Regions from separate parts of the Homo sapiens genome. Here region 1 is linked to region 2. A link is a loop called in an ENCODE intact Hi-C map of the cell type or tissue named here. Cell type or tissue: PC-3. All regions are shown on one strand. Each heading gives the region's core, and the rest is flanking DNA. Links, peaks and the distances in the headings are about the cores only. Region 1 overlaps PRTFDC1 (phosphoribosyl transferase domain containing 1). Region 2 overlaps PRTFDC1 (phosphoribosyl transferase domain containing 1).

What was found. Hi-C counts contacts between places; a loop is a spot of excess contacts. Peaks named below come from ENCODE experiments on the same cell type or tissue, not always from the same donor. Only the 100,000 strongest peaks of a DNase experiment are listed, where the experiment ranks them.
Region 1: a loop joins it to region 2, with 3 times the contacts of the local background. A loop is called at or near these places in 10 of 110 quality-filtered maps.

What each region holds. Positions count from the first base shown.
Region 1 is chr10:24,943,291-24,946,206 of GRCh38, forward strand. The region is part of intron 1 of PRTFDC1 (phosphoribosyl transferase domain containing 1); the gene reads right to left. Among named protein-coding and RNA genes, the nearest start is that of PRTFDC1, 7.9 kb to the right of the region's middle. In PC-3, for the core only: CTCF peaks have their summits at 1,841 and 2,040; a DNase peak (open chromatin) is centred at 1,801; H3K27ac peaks cover 1,251 bases.
Region 2 is chr10:24,868,366-24,871,281 of GRCh38, forward strand. All of the region lies in intron 4 of PRTFDC1 (phosphoribosyl transferase domain containing 1), which reads right to left. Among named protein-coding and RNA genes, the nearest start is that of PRTFDC1, 83 kb to the right of the region's middle. In PC-3, for the core only: no CTCF peak of the experiment used is centred there; a DNase peak (open chromatin) is centred at 1,176; H3K27ac peaks cover 1,414 bases.

The DNA.
Region 1 (2,916 bases), core at 304-2,803, 75 kb after region 2:
AGACACTTAAACCGTCCTATTAGAAACTGATGATCCAGAAAATTGGCCTATTCACATAGTGGATGGACTGATAGTAAGTCTCCCTCTCGCTTAGGACTTGATGTGCTAGTTTTACGGTTAGAATAGTAAAGAGGTGGGGGAGAAATGGAAGGTGAAGGTGGAGTTACTTTTACTTTTGGAACATCAAGAAAAGATGTAACAATGAAGTGTTACACACTCAGATCATACTCTAGCTGTATTCCAGTTTCCCATTCTTTTTTTTTTTTTTTTCTCTCTCTGAGACAGGGTCCCGCACTGTCACCCAGTCTGGAGTGCAGTGGTGCGATCTCTGCTCACTGCAACCCTGCCTCCCAGGTTCAACTGATTGTCCAGCCTCAGTCCCCTGAGTAGCTGGGACCACAGGTGTGTGCCACCATGCCCAGCTAATTTTTATGTGTTTTTTGTAGAGATGGGGTTTTGCCACGTTGCCCAGGCTGGTCTTGAGCTCATGGACTCAAGCCATCCGCCTGCCTTAGCCTCCCAAAGTGCTGGGATTACACGCATTAGCCAGCACAACTGGCCTCAGTTTCCCATTCTTTACTCACTCCTGCACACTTTGACTCCTCTGTCCAGCTTTGAGCTTCTGAGGCCTTTCACAATGCAGACCCACCCTAATTTTCCAGCACAACTCCCTACACCTTTGCTTCCTGCCTTCAGAATGGTTTGCAGTCAAGTCAGGATCCTTCCCAGCTCTGGGTTTCATTCATTCATTTGCCGTGCACCCCTTCATCCTCTCTCCCCCTTTCCTCCTCTACCTCTGTATTCCGAACTCAGAAGCCCAGGTCACACCCCACTTCTTCCTGGAGGCCTTGCTGACTGCCCCCGGCCTCTGATCTTCTTTCCCAAATTCCTGGTGCCCCTTGTAGCTCTCTGTCTTACCCAAGGCTCCCATGCAGGATCCTTGAGAAGGCTCCTGTCCCTTGGAATTGTCACTGACTCCTTTCTTTCATCGCCCTCAGGCAACACAGCAGAAAACTATCTTCAACTCCCTCGAAATTTATCCAGGACTACCTCTCGGCACCTCCACTGCTATTCCCCCACCCCCAGGCCAGTCCATTGCCACCATGATTTCTCCCAGGACTGTCCCAGGAGCCACTACACTTGCCTCCCTGCTTCCACTTTGCAGCCCCTCCACATGGAAGCGGGCATGCTCCTTTAAAAATGCACATCACAGCCAGGTACAGTGGCTCATGCCTGTAATCCCAGCACTTGAGAGGCTGAGGCGGGAAGACCTCTTGAGGCGAGGAGTTAGAGATCAGCCTGAGCAACACAGCAAGATCCTGTTTCTGCAAAAAATTAAAAAATTAGCCAGGCAAGGTGGTGTCTGCCTGTAGTCCGAGCTACTCAGTAGGCCAAGGTAGGAGGATCACTTGAGCCCGGGAGTTCGAGGCTGCAGTGAGCTATGACTGTGCCACTGCACTTCGGCCTGGGTGACAGAGCAAGACCTTGTCTCTCGAAAAATAAAAATAAAAAACAAAGGACATCCTATCATGGCAGCCTTCTGCTTAGATTTTTTTCAAGGGCTTATCACTTTACTCCAAGTAAAGACCAGAGTCCTCACTGTGGCTCACCAGGGATTACCTTGTCTGACTCATTCCTGGCACTCTTCCTCTTCCCTCTGCTTCAGCAGCTGCTCTCTTTCAAGTCCTCCGATCTGCCAATCACACCCCTGCCTCCTGAGCTTTGCACTGGCGCCTCCTCTTGCCTGCAACACTCTTCCTCCAGATTTCCACATGGCTGTCCTCTACTTCTTTCAAGTCTCCATTCAATGTCACCTCTGCAAAGACGCCTTCCCTGACCTTCATAGCCTGTTTTACCACTGGATGATGTGTGTGTGCATGGGTGTGTTCTGTCAGAACATGAGCTCCTTCTGGCGGAGACTTTTTCTGATTCATTGTTGAATCCCTCAGTGCCCAGAATGCTGATCTGGAATATGGTATAGTGCTCAAAAATGTTAAATGAATGAATGGATGACACAGTCTCCATCTTCCGGCTACCTGAAAACCTGAACTCCAACCTGAATTCTCAGTTTGTCTCCTTGTGATAAAGAGCACCACTGTTCAAGGTTCTGGAGATTCCAATGTGTCATATCCATTGGCTGACTGATGGCCACATGGTGTATATCATCTATGTTATTTTTTAAGAGACAGAATCTCCCTCTGTTGCCTAGGCTTGAGTGGAGTACCACAATCATAGCTCACTGCAGCCTCGAACTTTTAGGCTCAAGCGATCCTCCCACCTCAGCCTCCCAAGTAGCTGGAGATAAGGAGTGGACAACCACGCTCAGCTTATTTTCTTAATTTCTTTTGTAGAGACGAGGTCTGGCTATGTTGCCCAGGCTGGTCTCAAACTCCTGGCCTGAAGGGATCCTCCCACCTTGGCCTCCCAAAACACTGGGATTATAAGTGTGAGCCATCATGCCTGGTCAATCTGCATATTTGATTTGAAAAGTGTCTCGTTTGCTCTCCCTCTACCATCAAACTGGCCGGTGGGACTGCTGGATTTGCACCAAGCTCCTCTGGCTGCCACCCTGAGAACTCCTTGTACCTGCTATAACCTCTAACACTACAGCAGCTGGCCAGAGTCTAGACTACCAGCTGTACATGAGGAGATTCTAGGAGAGCCTCTGGCAGGCCACAGTAAAGACCAGACCAGGAGAACCCTGACTGGCCCCAGGCCCCAGGGGGATCATCCAGGTGTACAGCACTTTCTGGATCACCTTCCAGACCACATGTACTATCTACCCCACTTTCTGGAGCTCCTCCACCAGTGGCACCATTAACTAGTGGTCTTCTGAATCCATTCCTCCAACCACATCAATCCTTTACTGCCCCCGTTCTGGTTGAATCTTGGAGCATACTCTCCACTCCATGTTCA
Region 2 (2,916 bases), core at 201-2,700:
TCTTCTTAGAGTGCCAAGCATGAAATAAGAGAAGGTGTGTTTCCTGGGAACAAATTCCTGGCAGAGTAATAACATGATGATAAATGTACTTTAAATGTAAGTTTACTGAATGACTGACAAATTGTATTATCACTACAGGAGAAAGGAGAAGTCACTGCAGTCTCAACCTCCTGAGCCCAAGTGATCACCCACCTTAGCCTCCTGAGTAGCTGAGTCTACAGGTGTGCACCACCATTTTAAATTATTAAATAAATTAAATTTTAAATTTCTTTTGTAGAGACACAGTCTCACTATGTTGCCCAGGCTGGTCTCAAACTCCTGGCCTCAACAATCCTTTCATCCACTGCAGATATTTATTGCAGTTTCAGACTTTCTTCTACACCCATTAAAACAAGTACCCACTAACTGTTGGGTGCCTTTTCCTTTTACATTTTTTTTTTTTTCCAGCTAGTGTATATTCTGCATGATGGGAAGATTTTGGAGAGCCTCTAAAACTTATTTCTAAAATCTTGCCAATCCTTATTTTTTAAATTTTATTTTTTCGTTGATACACAATGTTTTATGTATTTACGGAGTACATGAGTGTTTGTTACATGCATGGAATGCGTAATGAGCAGGTCAGGGTATTTGGGGTAGCCATTGCCTTGACTGTCTATTATTGCTATGTGTTGGGAACATTTCAAGTCTTCTAGCTACTTTGAAATATACAACACATTGCTGTTAACCATCGTCGCTCTACATTGCCATTGAATAGTGGGGCTTATTTGTTCTATCTAACTTAATTGATAACCTTTCACGGAGAGGCTGAATGAAGAATGAGTGAACAGCGTGGGTCATATGAAGGCCTTTATCTTTTTTTTTTTTAACCTTACTCATATCTTGTATTTTATTTCTTATGAAAATGGCTACCCAAAGAAGTCATTGTAGCAGCCTACTATCCTAAGGCAGCAACTATAATGTAAATGCTAACAAACTCACTCCATAAGACCAAAAACCCTTCCCCAGGGCTGTAATGGGCATTTAAGTTTCCCAAACCCAGTGACAACTAATGATTTTTATTACCTATCAAATGGAAACAAATGGATTTTAATAGTTCCCCTACAGCTGAAAAACTCCACAAACAATACATTGCCTCTACCTACATGATCCGTTGACTCATGCCAGAAATAGCTTCTAAAACATTTACAACTGTGATGCTCAAACTGGGCTCTGGCTACTTCTGGTGGTTATTTGGTGTTATGCCAAGGCATATTGGAAGGCCTTTATCTTTTTTAAGGAAAAGGAAATTTTAAAAGCTAAGTGAAATTTTTTTCACTGTTCCACCTCAGCTGTGTTGCATTCACTTCCTCAGTCCCCGTTGAATCTCCTATGAGGAAGCCTTTCTGCCTCAACAAAGAGGGTGCTCCTCCCTCACTCAGCACCTTTCTCTCCACCTCTCAACTAACCAGCTGGTGGGTGTGTCCTTGGGTGTGACCATGTGGGCTTATTTACCATTTCCCTCTGCCCTGTCCTCTCTTACCCCAAACTAATCAAAGACTTCTTTCTAATTTCTATATAAGAGGACCATCCACTTGTTCAGTCACCAAATATTTATTCCAATTTGTTATGGACCAGGTATGGTCTCTGCCCACTTCATGCTGACTTCCTGGTTGGGGAGACAGGCAAATAAAAAATAAGCCCTAAGGTAAACATTGCAACTTGTGGAAAGGGCTCTAGTGGAAACAAGGTATGGATATACAGATTATTATTATTATTTTTTTAAGGGACAGAGTCTTGTTCTGTCGCCCAGGCTGGAGTGCACTGGTGCCATCATAGCTCACTGCAGCCTTAACTCTTGAGCTTAAGTGATCCTCTTCCTCAGCCTCCCAAGTAGCTGGGATTACAGGTGTGCACCACCATGCCTGGCTAATTTTCGTATTTTTAGTAGAGACAGGGTTTTGCTATGTTGGCCTGGCAGGTCTCCAACTTCCGACCTCAAATGATCTGCCCATCTCGGCCTCTGAAAGTGCTGGGATTGCAGGCATGAGCCACCATGCCCAGCCGTCTATGTGCAAATTTCTTCTTGGCATTCATTTGGGAATTTTAGAGTTGTCACTTTGACAGACTCCATAGCAAAAGCACAAGGTAAACTATTTCTTTTGTGTAATAAACCTGTAAGGCAGTGTCCTACAATAAAATGCTAAAATGACGTATTAGCTAAAGACCACTCCAGGGTCGTTAAAACTTATGAATTTCTGGAAATTACTTTGAGTATTTTAGCTTTCTAGGATGTTGTTTTATGCACCAATGTAACAGTAACATCAAATGGTGGCTTAGTGATGCATTAACAGCAACAAGTTAATTCTGATTTTTATGGAACACAATTTACTGCTAGATAGCCATTTAACACATAGATCTACTATGCTGTCTTCAGAGTAGAGGGAAGTGCACTGTTTTGTAGTCAGAGTCCTTGTGGCTCCACTTTGGGCAGCCGAAACAGGTGGATCACTTGAGGTCAGGAGTTTGAGACCCGCCTGGCCAACATGGTGAAACCCCGTCTCTACTAAAAATACAAAAATTACCCGGGCATGGTGGCAGGTGCCTGTAATCCCAGCTACTTGGGAGGCTGAGGCAGGGGAATCATTTGAAACCAGGAGGTGGAGGTTGCAGTGAGCTGAGATCACGCCAGTGCACTCCAACCTGGGGACAGAGCAAGACTCTGTCTAAAAAAAAAAAAAAAAAAAAAGTCCTTGTGGCTCTATAGCCATCCTATGATTATTACACATATTTTTATGAAATGTGGCTGCTATTTTTTTCCCTACCCGGGCATTGCATAACGATAACAAGCACAAGTATGAGAGATTAAGCTTGTGTAATAGACTAATCCATTTAACTTAGAAAGCCAAGCAGTTCAGGGATAAGGAATACAAGCTAGGT